Regions from separate parts of the Mus musculus genome. Here region 2 is linked to region 1. The links are chromatin loops, found by intact Hi-C in ENCODE. Cell type or tissue: heart. All regions are shown on one strand. Each heading gives the region's core, and the rest is flanking DNA. Links, peaks and the distances in the headings are about the cores only. Region 1 overlaps Fbln2 (fibulin 2). Region 2 holds the start of Fbln2 (fibulin 2).

Region 1 (2,903 bases), core at 164-2,663:
GGACCTCTCAGTACACAGTATACAACGGGAACAGTGGTTCTGACGCCTATTGGTTGGCTTCCTCAGTGAGTTTTGTTTGAACTAGTTTGAGGGTCCTAGGATCTTACCCCTCCTGTCTTAGCAGAAGCAGGATAGAGAGCCAAGTCTAGGATATGTATGGGCTCAGGCTCAGAAGGCATGGTCTGAATATCTGCATAGAATGATCAGGCTTGTCCAAAAGGATGCCCACGTTCTTCTCTGAAGCTCACATCCCACATACTCTAGAGGCTCTGTATGTAACTGACACCCTCCAGTGAGTCCAGAGAAGGTGCTAAAGCACAGAGCCTGGTGACAACTGATTGGCCTTTCTCTCTGATGATGGAGACAACAGACCCAGGGGATAATGTGTTCTTTGAGCTCTGATTCTCCCCAGGGCTCTCAGCTCTGACCCCTCTCAGGGACCTGCTGCCCGAGGCCCAGTCTACTGCCTCTGCCAGACACTGGCGCACTGCAGCAGGAAGAGTGGAGGGGAACAGGGCAGAGGCTGCAAAGACACACCTGTGAGGGCATGTACAGCTCCCACACAGGAGGAGGCCTGTCTCCTTTTGTTCTCAGGAATAATCACAGGGATTCTCTGCTGGGACAGCCTGAGGATTTTAAAAATATCTCCAGATTTGAGTTTCTGGAGAAACTTCATAAAGCTTCTTTTCATGGAGGCCCTTCTGTATAGCCTTAGCCTGGCAGCCTCTGGAGCCCTCCTCCCCATCCCCTTCTGTGAATGATACTGGCCTGGAACCCCAGAGCCCTTGAAATTTCAGACCCTACTGTTGTTATCTCTTTGGTTGCTGTAGACTTGGGCATTATTACCAAGCATGGGTTGGGGAAAGTTTGCTGCCTGGGGTTTACTCTGGGCTGGCTGCTTATCCTCTCTGAGTCTCTCTCCATCTGCCCTTACTGGGCAGTAGGGGCAGCTCTAACATCTTTGAGTTTTACAAACTCAACTTGGGTCTAAGGTTCAGCTGCCCCCTGACAGGCGCACACAGGTTCTTTATCTCTCTCTCCCCGGATGCCCCTGGCAGACACGCCTCTCTAACAGCCTTCTGTTTTTCCTTCCGTGGCTGTCATTAGACCAAGACGAGTGTTTGATGGGCACTCACGATTGTAGCTGGAAACAGTTCTGTGTGAACACCCTGGGATCCTTCTACTGTGTCAACCACACAGTGCTGTGTGCAGAGGGCTATATCCTCAACGCACATAGGAAGTGTGTGGGTAAGCTAGAGCCCCTGCCTGCCGCCGCCCACGTCACGGCTGTCTGCTCTGCTCCACGCCAACCCACCACATAGTGCCACATGCTAAAGGGCCTACTACCCTTTGCATGTGAGCTCCCACACAGCAGCCTGCCGAGCTCTGTGTCATACCCTCGTGTCCTGGTGTCTTGTCCCGCTTGTTCTCCATGGCTGTGTTCCCAGATATGCCCGTGACTCAGAAAGCTAATGGGATGTCTCAGGGATGGGCCAGAGACAGGAAGGCCAGATGTGGACAGCAGGGCCATGTAGCAGTGTGGAAGCAGGGAGGCCTGGGTGGGAGGCAGGACCCCAGTGGCTCTGGCTCTTGTCTTTTCTCAGTTATTGGAAGCTACTGACAGCGACGAGGATTCGGGTGCATGTGCCGTGTGCACATAGTCTGGGTCACACATCCTGTTACCTCGGCCACTTAGCTTGCTTGTAGATTTATCTGGGATCTCCCGAGAGGCAAGTAGATTGTCCTGGTCCAGCTGGCCCAGTTCAACATCCATTTGCTGTGTGACCCTGAACAAATGTTACTTTCCCCTCTGAGCCTTCCTTCAATGGACAAGGAAGATGTGAGCCCTGTGTAAACCTGCACGTGGCTGGGCCTCTTGTCTATCTATGCCTGAATAGGCCGGGGCTGGGATTCTGGAGTTCTGTGGACAAGGAAGGACTCCATACTGTCTTGTGTCTGAGTTACCTGGTATTCTCACTGAGGAAAAAATGTAAGCCCTGGCTTCCTGCATCTCAGAGATAACACTGAGTAGAGGAGAAGTCAGGCAGACTGGCTGATGCAATGATGGGGAAACAGGCAAAGGGAGACTTCACTCTTGCCAACTGGCACCCAGAGGAAAGAGGAATAGCTCCACCTATTCCCAAGGATGGGTGGGAATTGGCGATGGGAAAAGCCACAAAACAGGACAGTTTTGAAGACAGTTGGGACAGAGGTGTGGAGGTGGGACCAGGGCACACAGTGCTCAGGGCTTGCGGCCAGAGTCCTGTCTGTCTTGCCTGTGCTTGGGGACCATGTCCAGCCTGGACATGTCCTCTTCCTCCCCTGCACCGCTGGGCAGCAGTGCTGGCTGACATGTTTGCCTCGCTGCACCCACGGTACAACATGGCCCTCCTGATGTGCTTGCCAGTGATGGCAGTTCCTCCTGGGTGGACTGGGTTTGTGTGTGTGTGTGTGTGCGCTGGGAGGCATGTGGGTCCCCTCTCAGGATGTCCCCCCATTTGCCACTCCCTGGCTTGGCAGCTATGACCTCTGCTGCAGGGTTCTTAGCGGCTGAAAGATGAGCCCACGGATGAGAAAGCCAAGATACATTCCATTCAGCAAGATTTATGAACCAGCTCTGCATTGCTTCCCTCTTTATTCTGCACAAGCTATCAGTCACTCTCCTCCCACTTCAAGCCAACATCACTTGGGGGCTCGGGGGTTCTGCAGTTGCTCTGCTCAGGTGCAGGAACTCAGATAGGGGAGGAGCAGGACCATGCTGGGATGAGTGTGGCTTCACTGAAGTCCATAACCTCTCTGAGCCCTAGTTTCCCCACTCCACAAAAGAGGCATCTGCATCTGAAGGTCACCATGGAGACCGGGTGCATTAGTCCCCAGGAGGAATGCTAGCAGGGTTCCCTGAG
Region 2 (2,903 bases), core at 126-2,625, 47 kb before region 1:
GGATGCACCAGCCCTAGGCTCCTGGGGGAGAGGTGTTCGGGTAGAGGTTAACAGCATACACAAAGGCCCTGAGAGAGGCGTTTGTGGAAAGAGCCCACAGAGGCAGGCTGGGTCAGACTTTTCCATTCAGCTCTGCTCTCCACAACCCATCCTGGTTCCTCTACAATTCCCTGGCTCTTTCTAGGTGCAGCTATGTAACCCTGGGCAGATAGCTTCCTTCTCTGTCTTTTTGTTTGCTCTTGGCTGCCTCACACCTGTTCTGGGCCATGGGGTCTTACTCTTGGGCCACAGCTGCTCCTAGGATGACGGGCAGTGGCTATAGGGGCATCCATCTCTGGCAGGTATGGGAGGTGATTAGCAGTCCTGGATCTCAGACAGTGAAGCTCACTGTTGACTTTCTACCATGCACAGGCCCTGGGCCTGCTGAGAGTGGACAGTGGTGACCAGACACCTCTGTCATTTGGGGGGCAGGGAGCCAAGGGCCCAGTAATGATATGTTTTGAGTTTATATCTTACAGAGTGTTGACTGCCTCTTGGGCACTGTGCTGTGGATGACAGTGTTCTCCACAGCTCCCTACCCACAGAGGTCAAGAGGATTGGCTAAGCCACACCATAGTACAGGCAACTGAATCAGGATAAAAAAAGAAGAAGAAGGAGGAGGAGGAGGAGGAGGAGGAGGAGGAGGAGGAGGAGGAGGAGGAGGAGAAGAAGAAGAAGAAGAAGAAGAAGAAGAAGAAGAAGAAGAAGGAGGAGGAGGAGGAGGAGGAGGAGGAGGAGGAGGAGGAGGAGGAGGAGGAGAAAGAAAGAAAGAAAGAAAGAAAGAAAGAAAGAAAGAAAGAAAGAAAGAAAGAAAGAAAGAAAGAAAGGAAAAAAAGAAAAAGGGCAGGGTGATCTAGACAGTGGAGAACTAAGATGGGAGCATGCCCATGCCTAGTTTCTGCAGACCTGTCCCTGGGCAGCTTTGAGCCTGGGTACCTCTGGCTATCACAGGGTGCTGGGTCCAGGAGGAGAAGCTAAAGGGTGGCGCAGTACTGAGACATCTGAGTCTCAATATAGCCAAAGCATGGTGAGAGGGAGTGGAAAGAGGGACTCAGAGACCCGGACAGGAGAGCGCCGGCTCCTGGGCTCCTATTTGGGCTTGTTGAGCACTGGGTTGGGCGAAGTCTTAGCAAAATCGAGGCCCCGCCCTGAGGCGGGACCTGTGGGGCGGGGTCTCAAGGCCTGGCTAGTCCCGCTCTTCTCCAACCCCGAGCCGCGCGCCACCCGGACTCTGGATTCACCGACGGCGGGTGCGCGGACAGACTGACGGCGGCGCAGCTCAACACAGAGCACCGGGTAAGTACAGAGCCTTCGATCTCCACCCCGCGCTTCCTCTAGGTCAGTCACGTTCTCTTGATCGCTGGCTCGTCTCTCTGGCTCTCCAGACACCAGACTAGTCCTTCAGGGTCTCCCAGGGTCACTCCCCCAGCTGCCCCCCATCCCCGGCGGGAAAGATTGGGCCTCTCGGTCTGGTACCACCCCACCCTCAGTCACAAACTGCCACACATGCACTCACACTAGCAGAAGTTACTGCAAGCTCTGCAGAGGCACAGGCCACCCCAACACCCAGCCCAGAATCTCTCGTGCAGGGGCTGTGCACGTTCACTTCTCCCACATCCCTCTGCACGTGAGTGCTTTCACACACACTTGCATGTTTTAGGCATCCTTCAGACATGCATATGTGTCCGTGTTAGGCACGTGTGCGTTCGACATCCATAGAAAGTTTGGTTCAGTGCCGGTTGGTTCAATGCTTCGCTTATCTCCATCCGCTATTCCACACACATCTCCCACACGGGCCTGTGTTGGACACAGAGGGCCCCACACTCAGGTTCACAGACAGAGTCATGGTCCCTAGCATCTGCGGTTCCCCTGCTGAGTGGGAGCCTCAGCCTAGAGAGAAGGAGGTGGCTGCTGGTGTTAGTCTTGGCTCACTCTTGGAGTGGCCTAGGGGGCCCAGGAGGGGCTAAGTCTTCAGGGGTGGGCTTGGCTCCTCACCACCTCTTGTTTCCCCGCCCCCCCTCTCCTAGGCAAGAGTCCATCCTTTCTTCCTCAGCCAGCCTGAGATCGTGCCCATCTGCTTCACGGTGATGGCCACTTGGACCAGTCCGAAGTTGGTCTGAGCCAGCAGGTGTTCTATGACTGGCCAGAGAGACAAAAAGGAATTTGTGGTGTGTGGGTCCTTGTTGCTCAGAGGATGCTGAACCTGACCCTCTCCAGGAGAGCTTGGGTGACGTGGGTGGGTGGCAGCAGAGGGCTCCCTGGGCTTGGCATTGAGTGGAGCTAATACATATTTGTGATGGAATGATCGGAGCTCTCGCCTCACCTTCCAGAGGTGCCAAGTATGTGTGTGTGTGTGTGTGTGTGTGCAGGACCCCCAAGAGGAAAGGCAGGATGGGAGATGTTGCCAAGGGTGGGTACCTCTTGTCTTCCCGCCCACCCCTTCATGTAGTATGTAGAAAGCATCTGACTGGAGGTGCAGACCCGCCAGCCCCGGCTGTGACTAGCTCTGCATGTTTTGCTTGGCTCTCAGTATGCTATTATTGTTTTTAAAAATTTAATTAGCTGCCAGCATTTACTAACTGGCAGCTTTCACAGAAAAGTCCGGATTTCCGTCTTTTCTTGAAAAAAAAAAAAAAAAAAAAGCAAGCTCTGGTGGTTAGGATTCATATGCTTTTGTGGAGTGCTTCAACCAGTGCTGCTGGCTGCCTTCCCTTAGGGATGGGCCAGGGGCACCTTTGGTTGCAGTCTCTACCAGATCTTTCTTCTGGGCTCCTGTCTGGCCTTTGGAGACCTGTTCTGGTTGTAGCCTTTTAAATCCATTGCTATCTCAAGGGTGAGCCCAGGCTAGGCTCTGCCATGCCTTA

Evidence for each region. Hi-C counts contacts between places; a loop is a spot of excess contacts. Peaks named below come from ENCODE experiments on the same cell type or tissue, not always from the same donor. Only the 100,000 strongest peaks of a DNase experiment are listed, where the experiment ranks them.
Region 2: a loop joins it to region 1, with 1.8 times the contacts of the local background. A loop is called at or near these places in 4 of 42 quality-filtered maps.

What each region holds. Positions count from the first base shown.
Region 1 is chr6:91,258,523-91,261,425 of GRCm38, forward strand. Fbln2 (fibulin 2) reads left to right here. Exons shown (of 18, transcript NM_007992.2): 9 at 1,108-1,248. Among named protein-coding and RNA genes, the nearest start is that of Fbln2, 47 kb to the left of the region's middle. In heart, for the core only: no CTCF peak of the experiment used is centred there; DNase peaks (open chromatin) are centred at 1,549 and 2,169; H3K27me3 peaks cover 337 bases.
Region 2 is chr6:91,211,566-91,214,468 of GRCm38, forward strand. Fbln2 (fibulin 2) reads left to right here and starts at 1,199. Exons shown (of 18, transcript NM_007992.2): 1 at 1,199-1,335. In heart, for the core only: no CTCF peak of the experiment used is centred there; DNase peaks (open chromatin) are centred at 1,196, 1,966 and 2,387; H3K4me3 peaks cover 1,710 bases; H3K27ac peaks cover 1,748 bases; H3K27me3 peaks cover 947 bases.